Regions from separate parts of the Homo sapiens genome. Here region 2 is linked to region 1. Evidence: read pairs that join two places in POLR2A ChIA-PET (ENCODE). Cell type or tissue: IMR-90. All regions are shown on one strand. Links, peaks and the distances in the headings refer to the core of each region. The heading gives the core; the rest is flanking DNA.

What was found. Peaks named below come from ENCODE experiments on the same cell type or tissue, not always from the same donor. Only the 100,000 strongest peaks of a DNase experiment are listed, where the experiment ranks them.
Region 2: POLR2A ChIA-PET joins it to region 1 with 5 read pairs; 2 of 35 experiments call an interaction of 5 or more read pairs at or near these places.

The regions. Positions count from the first base shown.
Region 1 is chr7:27,236,595-27,241,957 of GRCh38, forward strand. EVX1-AS (EVX1 antisense RNA) reads right to left here. Exons shown (of 4, transcript NR_120507.1): 2 at 5,321-5,363; 3 at 4,955-5,047; 4 at 4,835-4,856. Among named protein-coding and RNA genes, the nearest start is that of EVX1, 3.5 kb to the right of the region's middle. In IMR-90, for the core only: no CTCF peak of the experiment used is centred there; no DNase peak of the experiment used is centred there; H3K27me3 peaks cover 5,000 bases.
Region 2 is chr7:27,183,812-27,189,174 of GRCh38, forward strand. It overlaps HOXA11 (homeobox A11), which reads right to left and starts at 1,421. Exons shown (of 2, transcript NM_005523.6): 1 at 625-1,421. The coding sequence starts at 1,333. HOXA11-AS (HOXA11 antisense RNA) reads left to right here and starts at 1,597. Exons shown (of 2, transcript NR_002795.2): 1 at 1,597-2,452; 2 at 4,790-5,363. RefSeq lists enhancers at 1-784, 1,667-2,548. In IMR-90, for the core only: no CTCF peak of the experiment used is centred there; no DNase peak of the experiment used is centred there; H3K4me3 peaks cover 980 bases; H3K27me3 peaks cover 4,657 bases.

The DNA.
Region 1 (5,363 bases), core at 117-5,116:
AGAGCACACAGAGACAGAGAGACACCCGCACCCTGGAGGAAGAATTTTGGGACCATCGAGTTGTCCTCTACTACTCCACAGCCCGAAATGATGCCTCCACCCAGATTTGTGGTCCTGCATTGCCCTTGTTGGGTGGCCCTGACAGGCGCTGCAGTGGGCAGGTTCCCTCTTACAGTGCAGGGGTGGAAGAGGGTGGAGATGGTGCCCCATGGCAGGGGACTGGGAGTAGGGGGAGCAAGGTGGTCAGGTTTGTCTGGCCCTTGGATAGCCCAGTGCTTGGAAAGGATTTGTGCCTGGACAAAATCTATTAAAAACAAACAAAAGATCCTGAAAACATATCCTCCCCTGACCCCACTCCAATCTCTTCTCAATAATGTAAATGAAGCAATGTTGTAATACAGTGATAATAACAGGACAGTTCCCTGGACTCTGGGTTTCCTTTATCCCAAAGGAAGGTCAGCCCAAGCCGAGTCCTGTCTTTTACAGGAGAAACCCCAGCGGGGTGATTCTCTCCCTGATGCAGGTCCAGAGCCTAGAGGTTTGGATGGAGGCACATGCAGAACATAAAGGATGTCCCCAGCCAGGTTGCAGGTGTGACCAGGCCTGGCCAGACTCTTGGGTTTTGCCCCTTGGACCAATCAATCCTGGAGGTCAATTTGAAGGGGGTAGCAGCCATGTAAGGGAAAATACCCTGGTAAAGGGTACTCTATGAAATGGCTCAGGGAATTGTGCCTGGAGTATGGTGGCTCCAAGGGTGTGGGGGATCTGGGAACTGAAGGCCAACTTCTCTGCCTCTGCATTTTCGTGGGAAGAGGGCTGATGGCTATGTGAAGGGGCCATACCTAAGAGGTTAAAACTGCCTGGGTGACCTTGGTGAGTCCTGCTCCTTTCCAGAAATGTTCTCAGGGCCTCAGTGGATTGCAATGGTCAGAGAGGGACTGGGCTTTGTCTCTTAGGGTCTCCAGGATCAGCAGCTGCACTGATATTTCTGACATTCTGGCCTCAGGCCCTGAGACCCTTCCCACATGCTTCGGCAGAGCAGTTCTCCTACCCTACATTCCTGAGGGTGGCTCTCCCAACCCCCTCCATGAGTTAATCTAGAAATGAGGTAGAGAAGAGGCCTTGGTCACAAAAAATCACAAGATAAATTTTTGGAAGAGAAGTCTCAGAAGGCAATGCTTAGCACCTTCCTAATTCTCAAATTGTGAAAGTGGCCTTTGAGCTGGAGGGAGGGGTTGAATCCTGATGCTCATTTACACATCAGCTTTCTGTCTGTGCTTTGGGTTTCTCAGCCACAAAATAGAGATGATTCATGCTGTCTTCCTCAGAGCCTGTTGTGAGGCTGGAGAGCTAATACATGTGAAACGCTTAGAGCAGTGACTGCTCTTATCATGTGGGAACTCCAGACTTCTAAGAGGGATTTCTCTTTGCCCTCCTGGAAAAGTATGTGTGGTGTGGGTGAGGGATGGGGGTGGCAGGGTGAGGACTAGTCCATCCAGCTGTGTGGGCCCTGAGCCTTCCAGCCATGCAGGTGCTTCTAAGGGCAGGAGGGACACTCTCTGAGAGGCCCACAGACCTGCCTAAACCCCAGTAAAGGCTGAGGCTTTGTGGAGGGTTGCCTTATGGAGAGTTAAAGCATTGCTGGGGGTTGAGGCATCCCTGAAGGCCAGGGAGGGACATGGCCTTGGAAGGGAGACTGAGCTTGGTTTGACACTCAGCCCTGACCTAGCTATCTGAGTCAAGACCACTAGTCATTCTACAACTGTAGGAAAAAATGCACTGTGGACTCTTGAGGCCTTTTAAAGGACTGTTAAATTAAATGAGATTGTTAGATTAAATGAGAAATGGGTGTTGATGTTCTTTGTAATAAAAGCAAACTTCAGGACAATAATGAAGAAGAAGAATCCATAGCATCTCTGCTAGGGTTGAGGAGGGAGATGTCTGAGCCTTTGGGTGCTTGGGTGTTGGAGAATTGCTCTTGGACACAAACTGCACTGGGCCCTTCCAGTCAGTGGCTGAGGTGGCAGCAAACCTTGAGCTTGGGGAGGTCTTCAGCTGCCAGTCTCACCCTGGGTCCTCCAGCCCTAGGATGGGCCAGTGGTGGGAATGGGGATGTGGACCAGACATCCTTAGCACAGGGCCAGGAAGCTACCAGGCTGGCCTTAAGGAGCCCAGGCAGACAGGTGTACAGGCAGGAGTGCAGCAGGGTCAGCTGCCTCCCAGGACCTGGCCCTCCATTCCAGGAGGGTGGAGAGGAGGGGGCACTCTTCAAAATCAGAGTTCCAGAAGCCGCAGTTTCCCCCTGTCTGAAGGAGAAAGTGTTCCACGGTGCCTGCCACAGTTACACAGCTGCCACCGACTTTCTCAGCAGATTCCACTGCAGTGCAAGGAGGTGACAGGAGTGGTCAACCCTCATCTACCTGCAAGTGTGAGATCCACTCGACCTTATTCCCCAGGGGTGCACCCAGCAGTGGCACTAGGTTCCCAAAAGGGCATCAGCAGCTGCCAAGGCAGAAGGGGGAAGCGGGTCCCAGAACCACCCACCTCCGGCTGTCCCCACCGCGAGGACCCAGCAGTCTGGCGCCCCCACCACGGCCTGGAAGATGACGGAGGGCCCAAGACTAATATTCACGACAGCCAGACCACGCTTATTGTTTAGAAGGAAGCTCCCTTTGTTCTTACTTTTTAACCAAAGAGAAGCGAAAACATTTTTTTCCTGATCACATTTTCACCGACACCTGAGCCGACAAGCCAGCTCCTGGCCCCCGGCTCAGGACTCCTCGCTCTCTCCCTTCTCGGGGCCCTGTCGCCGTTGAAAGGCCCGCTGCAGGCTGGGGAGGGTGATCGGGGCCGCGGGCCATCTCCCCCGAGCCGGGCGGGCAGACTGCGGAGGCAGGCCCCACACGCGCCGCTTTTCCGAGCCCGGTTTTCTTCAGGAGCGAAGCTGTTCCAGCTGACCCGCGCGTCTGGGGGCCTATGCCCGGCTTCCGATTCCATTTAAAACGACCCGCGCATCTTATCTCCGTCGCCTCCCCGGGGTTCCCACCCACCCCCCTCCGGCCCGGGCCAGGCCAGCCCAGCCCCGGCGGAAGCCAAGCTGGGAGCTTTTGAAGTCCGGAGAATTTCAATCCGAGAGGAGCCGGCTGGACCGGAGCCCGTCGCCCCAGCGGGGGAAGGGACGGGGGGCCTGCCGTGTGGCAGGTGGGGGATGGGTGTCCCCCGCCGCGAGAAATGAGAAGCCGCCGGGCCTGGAGCGGCCTCCACCTCAGCTGCTATCACCCCCTCTCCGCTGTCATGGGATTGCCCAGGCTTAATGGGGTTGTGCAGGGCTTCACTTGCTCTCGGAATTTACCTTCCTTCTCGAGCCGTGCCGCGAATAACCTTCACGACACAGTGATAACGATGTTATTAAATACTCCCCCCACATTCACCGCCCAAAAAACCAAAACAGTGTTCTTATCCAGTCCTCTCTTTTTTTGTCTTCTTTCCTTTAAAAACCCAACCGCTCTTAATGTGAGGTTGATGAAAGGATGCTTTTGGAAGAAGTGACATTTGGTTAAAACGTTTTCCCCCTAATGCGCCGGTGGAAAGGGGCGGGGGTGGGTGTGGTTCCCTAGGCTCCTAAGACTGGCCAGTCAGCTTTGAAAGAGCGGGGCAGAAGTCGGGAGAGGGCTGGGGAAGGCTTTGGGCTGAGGGGATGTGTCCCTGAAGCTTCAGATCTGGAGCCCAAGGGAGGCAACCTCCCTCTGAAAAGCCGGTCCTCAGCTCCATCCAGCCCTCTCCGCGGGATGTAAGCCCTGCTCCGTAGGGCCCGACCCAGGAAGCAGACTAAGTGGCACTCCTTGATCTCTCACTCCTACTCGGCTTTCATCTCACCCAGAAGAAAAGCGGATCAAACAGAGGATTCCCATTGAATGCAGAGCTGGGGGCGGGGTGGGGAGCCAGGAGTCCCTCTGAGGACCCAGCCCCCAGGAGATGGGGGCAGCAGGCTACTCACGAGAAGGTTAAGCGCTCAAGGAGGAAAGGAGGGTGGGCACCTCAAAGGCCCAGTGCTGGAGGGCCCTATAGAGAGTAGGCAACCTTGGAAGCTCTAAGACAGATGCCCAGGGGGCTTGCCATTGACAGGAAAGAGAGCAAGCCAGGTGCTCCCTCAGGCTGTGGCTGCTGGTAGGGAGGACAGAGAAAGATAGAATACCTGGACAGCTCTCCAAGGCAGGAAAAGGTTCTAGGATTTGACTCCCCTCACTCCCAATTGATCCTCTCACCTCTAAAACATTTCCCTGGATTTTGGGGCTAGCAGTGCTCAGCATATAGTGGCTTCAGGAGTCCCAAGGAGTAGAAATATCTATGTGGACACTACCTTCCGGATCCCGCTGCCTCCGCCCCCAGGCAAGATTAATGAACATCGTCTTAGACTGAAAGAGAAGTGGAAAGCCGGAGTGAAGAGGAAACTTTGTCTTTCTTTGGACCCCTTACTTCCTCTACCTTCCTTAACCCTATGGATAGGAAGATGGAGGAGAGAAGCAAAGAAGGAGAAGAATACAGAAAGAGAAAAAGGAGGAGAGAAAAGTAGGAGATAACAGATAAAAAGGTCACGGAAGAGGACTTACCTGTAAAAGCTGGGGCTTTGCTAGGGACACAGAAAGGAGGGAGGTGCTGGGCTGCCCTTTGCAGCTGGCTGCCTAGGGCTAGAAGCTCTTCGGGAGGAGGCGGAGAAAGGGGGGTTGAGCATAGAAGGTGCCCACCTCCTGCTCTCAGCAATGTGGGGATAGACTCAGCCCACCCACCTGGCCCCAGCACACTTGCTTGGAGCTCAAAAAGGGTCAGTTTGAAGGAGTTTTATACCAGCTTCTTCCCTGGGAGAGGAGCCAAGAGAGGCCTATGGCAGCTTCCAGATATTAAGTTCCACAACCCCTGCCCCCACCTCCAGCCCTTCATCAGAGTCCCTACTTACTTGCTGTTTTAGGGCATTTTCAGCGACTTCACTCTCTTCTACCTCAAACGCCATCCACTTTTGGAGACAGGTACCACTGCCCCTAGGCAGGGACTTGGGAGAGGACCTTATGAGTCAAACCTCTATGAACCCCAACCTTTTTGTACTCGGGGAGGCTGAACCCCTGCCCAAAATAGCGCGGTGAAAGCTACTGCCTTCTCCCAAGTAGGGGCCTCCAGTACTGCCACAGCAGGGGCCGCATTCCTGGCGCCTCTTCATTCGAAAAACCTCTTTCCAGGAGACTTCGCTGATTCTGAACGAATACTTTAAAATATGGGCAAGGGAAAAAAAAAGACAACTCTTAGAAACTCTCCCCACCCAACATACCTGGAGTGCAGGCGAGGTCCAGGCAAACGGGAAAGCGACTTCT
Region 2 (5,363 bases), core at 275-5,274, 53 kb before region 1:
GAATAACAATTGTGAATAACATGCAGTTGGGCAGAAGGAGGCACGTAATTGCCACCACGCCAGAGGAAAATGGCTTCCTTTGGACAAAAAGGCCAACTTTGGGTTAATTTGTTCTTTTAATATATTGCTAGAGCTAAGCGGGCTACTTTATCTGTTAAACGCGCTCCTAGCGCCGTCGTTAAACAGCGACGCCTTTGAATCCCGGCCGGGACTGGAGTCCCGGCGCAACACATGGCTTTTATAAAAATCTCCGGATTACCTCGCTATCAAAAGCTCCCGAAGCCCTTGCAGGGGGAATTTACAGGCGCCCACCTCCGGCTCCCCAGCCTGGAGCTGGCCCCGAGCGGGGTCGAGCTGCTGGGCTTGGGAGCTGAGAAGGGAAAAAAGGGAAAAGGGGAGTTGTTTTTTTTTGCAGGCATGCCTTGGCCGGTGGGTATTTCACGGCCAATTTCAGCACTCGCCACGTGATCCCGCCTTTTATAACAAAGTTTTGTTGGGGGAAACCTAAAGGCCCTTCATAAACCTTATATGCTTATAAAACAGCATATAAAAATTTAACAGCGGTGCTGCGCTAGATTTCCAACTCCCCTTTCATAAAGCGCAGGGCGCTGCCTTTATACGTACTGGAGCCGCCGGCCTTGTCCTCAGTGTGGCCGGAAGACGACTCGGGGCTGCTGCTGCTCTCGGGGCGCCGCCGCCGCTCTTTCTCCTCTGCTGCCGCCGCCGTCTCCCGGCAGCCGCCGCCGCCGCCGCTGTCCGAACTTGAAGTTGCCGGCGCGCCCGTTGCAGCCGCCGCCGCCGCCGCGGAGGTCGCCGTGGCCGCCGGGGGCCCCTTCTCGGCGCTCTTGTCCCCGGGGTAGTCGGAGGAGGCGAGGTTTTCCGGGGTGCCGTAGGCTGTCTCGAAAAACTGGTCGAAAGCCTGTGGCAGGACGCCGTTCCTGCCCACGGTGCTATAGAAATTGGACGAGACTGCGGGGGTGGGGTGGTGGTAGACGTTGGCCGAGCTCTTGGCCAGCACGTCGCCAGGCACGCCGGCCGCGCTGGGCGCCTGCAGGCAGTCTCTGTGCACGAGCTCCTCCGCGGAGTAGCAGTGGGCCAGATTGCCGCGGGGGTGCCATTTAGTGGCGGGCTCAATGGCGTACTCTCTGAAGGTCACTTCGCGCACGGGTTGGACCTGGGGCAGGTTGGAGGAGTAGGAGTATGTCATTGGGCGCGAAGACGGGGTCTGGGGCAGAAAAGAAGGGAGGCTGGAGAAATCTGGACCCGAGACGTAGTAAGTACAACTTGGCAAATACATGTTAGAGGAGCAGGGACCACGCTCATCAAAATCCATTATTGGGCTACCTTGGGCTCTCCGCAGTAGCCGAGCTTAACATGATTCTCCACTGCAGCTGCCTCTTTGAAGCGGATCCGTGAAGTAGAAATTTGGAGACGTAAGCTGACGTGGAAATCTATCCCCATCCTTAGCAGGGAGGTGCTGGTCATGTGACCCGATGTTGAAATTGACAAGCTGCTAGCTAGTCCGGGCCTTTTCCCCCCCCCTTTCCTTTTTTTTTTTTCCTCCTCTCCCCTCCCTCCCGGCTTCCTTTCTTTGTAGCCACCTCAGGGGAAGCAACAGATCGTCACTCGGTGTTCTCACCGAAAGCACGTAATCGCCGGTGTAACTCATGTTGGCTGGGGGGCCTCCCGGCGCGCGCGGAGAGGCTGGGGTGCGCCCCCATGCAGCATGCTTGTGCTCAATTGCAGGGTCCTCGTTCTCGAGTGTGCAGAGGGCGGTGAGAGCTCAACTCTCGTCCCCACCTCCCACCCGCAGCTCCCCGGGTGGGTGAGGGATGCCCTGGACTGGGGATAGCCAGGTGGGAGTCCGTCGCTGTGTGGCCTGTGGTCTCGGAGTCTGTTCTCCTGGAGTCTCGCATTTGCACCCCCTTCTTCGCAGTCCCCCTCCCATAGACTTGCTCTGGGAAGCGCCTCTGCCTCCGACCCTAGCCGGAACCCCTTCGGGGCCAGAGTTTGAAGCCGTGGATGTGCCTGCCTGGTGGCTTGTCCGATTTGCACGGTGACTTGATTACACTCTCTCATTCATGGTCACTTCCGAAGCGCTTTAGTGCCTTCCGTCCCTAAACCGCCAACAGCCAGAACGGCTTCTCCCCGCGGTTTGTCACTGATCCGCAGGGCCCGGAAGGGCCTTCGTCTTACCCGGGATCCACCTCTCCCCTCATCTTCCCTGCCTACCTCTTCATCCCACCTTCTGTCCTTGGAGAAACTCCCTCCTCCTCGCTGCCTGCCGGGCTTCGGAGTGACTCGGCAGAGACAGAGGCACAGGGGCTGCCCTGCTGCTCACCGGTCCACCCATCTGCCTGGTCTTCTGGAGCTGAGGACTCGGGAAACCATGCAATTGAGGCAAGCCTTGGGCTGCTTTAGAGGCGCTGACATCCGAGGAGACTTCTCCTGGGTATGCTGCATCTTCGTGGGGGGCCCATCAGGCTGCTTACAGAGCTCCAGGGGTGTGGGGAGAATGGAGGTGGAAAGGACGGGCTGAGGGCCAAGGAGAGGTGGCTGAGAAAGGGGTAACCCACCTACTCTCCTACTCTCCTTCCTTGCAATGTGTGAGAGTGAAAGCAAGGGATGTGCAGGGCAAAAACTCAGAGAGCTCTGTGCCTTTCCTACTGCTCATTCCACAGGAGGAATACAATACCAGAGAAAGGAGAGGTGCTTCCCGAACTCCCTGCACCTGGGGAAACAGGGATGTCTTTAAAAAGCTAGGTTTGTGCTAAGGATAGAGAGAGGCCATAGCAATACTCTGAGTCTAGCTTTCTTGAGAAGAGGAAAAAAAATAAATTAAGAAGGCAAAATATGCTCCCCATCCTGCAGGATTGAAGGAGCAATGTTTGGAGGAAGCGAAAGAAAGGAGAGGACACAGAGCACAGAGCAGCCAGGCAGAGCCAGGAGCTGAGAAGGGCCCAGACCTGAGGCCTCCCAACAACTCTCTTCTTGGAAGGATCTGGGATGTTGCTGAAGGAAAATAAAAAAATATGTAAAAAGATAACCTTTTGTTTTTCCCTCTCCAGGAAATAGCCAAAGTTATTTACATATCTTGGGGAGATTTAGAGTATAAACTCTAAGATCTTTGGTATTTAAGTGTCAACATCGATTTATTTATTTATTGCTGAGCTGACTGTAACTGACTCAATAACAAATCTAATCGTGTATTGCACTGGAAAAGAAATATTCTTATTATGTATTTTCTCCAAATAATGGCCTACCATTGCATTTGAATACCTGCTGTAAATATCAATAATATGAAGTAATTACTCTGTAGTCGAGTAAACTAATTTATTAGCATTAATGTTTATGTGGCTCTCCACCTCCCCCCACCACCACCTTTACAAGGATTGCTTATCACAAATCAAGCTACTTGGACACATTGGTTTAATGAACTCTTTATTCAAGATTTGCTACAAGAATTTTCATGTCCTTTGAATCCCTGAGAACTGAACTTGAAATTATTTGTGCATCTTCAGCTTGACATATTTGTCCACTGTGGCTTGTCCAGAGGGCAGCAGTGCTGTGAGTGAGAAGGTCCAGTGGGAAGGAAGGTTATTGGAGAAGAGTAGCCTCAGACCTCCTAAAGCTGGGAAGCACATTTACAGAATTGCCCTGCAGCGAAAAAACTTCTATTTCCAGCAGTGACCAACAAGGCAAAATGTTTGTTTCTCCACAGCATCTCTTTTTTAGAGACAGAATATAAAAGACAGAAGGAGAGGTTTCAAACAGCGGTATTCGAGCTGTTCCCTGGCTTGATTTTGGCTATCCCAAGCTCTCTCTCTGCAGCCCACCCAGTCCACGCCACCCCTACCTTCGAACAAAAGGAATGCATGAAGGGTTTCAGTGACTTTGCCATAACAAAGGCGCCACCATTGCGGGGCTCGCCCCGCCCCTGGGTGAAGGCAAACAAATTCTTGCACTTGTATTAGGGCTTTTAAGACCATAATTGAACCCGGGGGCGTCTAGGAAAACCGAAAACAGTTCTAGACAGACCTGCGGTTTTATAGCAGTTTTGGCAGTCAACTTCAGCTTGTGCCTGAGCAGACGGGGTTGTGGTGGCCCGCCAGCGGGGGATGCCAGGCCACCTCCCCCAGCGGCACGCAGCCCCTCTCTTAATTAGATCGGTTTTCCCCTGGTGTCCGGGAGAGCGGTCCCGGCAGAAAGGTCGGTATGGGGGTGTGCGCTGTTCCGCATAACCACTGCCTCCCATGTCCTCCTCGAGGGCCGAACCGAGAGGGTGCTGGCAGGGCTGGATCCCACGGGTGTCCGCAGGAGACAAAGGCGAATTCCGGAGAAAAGGCTGGGGCTGAGAAAGGCGCTCCGGGAGCGGCTGGCAGGGCAATTCGGCAGGCTGCACCGAAGCCGAGTGCCCGGAGGGACTTGCCGCCCGGAAGGGGGTGTGTGGGGGCGCTGCCGTGAAGATGGATGAGGGAAAAGGTTTTTGATATCAGCAGAAGGGAAAACGCCTGGAGTGGCCGAACACTTTTAGTTGCCCAGCAGGAATAGGAGACGGGTACTCAGCTCCCCAAGGCTGCGCAATATCCCAGCTTTGCCCGCTCCTGCCCTCGTGTTCGGAATATGCTGGCGGTGTGAATGTGAAGGTTTCTCCAGGCAGGCGGCTGGGGCGAGGGGTGGGCGCAGCTCTGAGGATCAGACCAAATCTAGGGGAAAAAGGGGAGGCAGACCTTCGGGTCCTTGGTTTTGACTTTGCTCTGAGCCTATGATTGACTCTTCCGCTTTGCAGGAGGTCCAACAGCCGAGCTTAGCCCACCGGGCTCTGGGAAAGACCCGACTGAGGCTAAAGCCGCCCCGGAAGGCCAAGTCCGAGTTCCATTTCTTGAAGAGGCCGGCGCGCGTAAGGCTGTGACATTGGCCCTGGCGACTGGCTTCCCAGGAGCTGTTCTTTCTCAGGAGCTCCACAGCGCGGGCCATCTCCAGAAAACTGTCTTCAGAGTGTATTTCCTTTTATCGTCAACCCAGAGCCCCACCGCGGCTAATGCAAGAGGCCAAAAAATGTTTGGAGGAAGAAAAACAAAGGCAGGAAGTGGCGGCGGCCTGACGGTGCGTGTGTGTCTGCAGAGAAGGGAGGGAGCCGGCTCAGTCTCTTCTTGTTTTTCCAAACTTCAAGGTCCAGGCAGCCCTCTGCAGGGCCGGGCCCCATTGCTCCCCGCGCGGCATTGGAGGTGGCCGCCCGGAGAGGAGAAGGCCAACGCCTGCGCCAGGCTTGTCAGGCGGAAACGGCTAACAAGGAGATTTGGTCAGCAAAACAGACCCAGCCTTTCCGAGGCTTCGTCTGACTTGGCCCGAAAGGTTGGGGA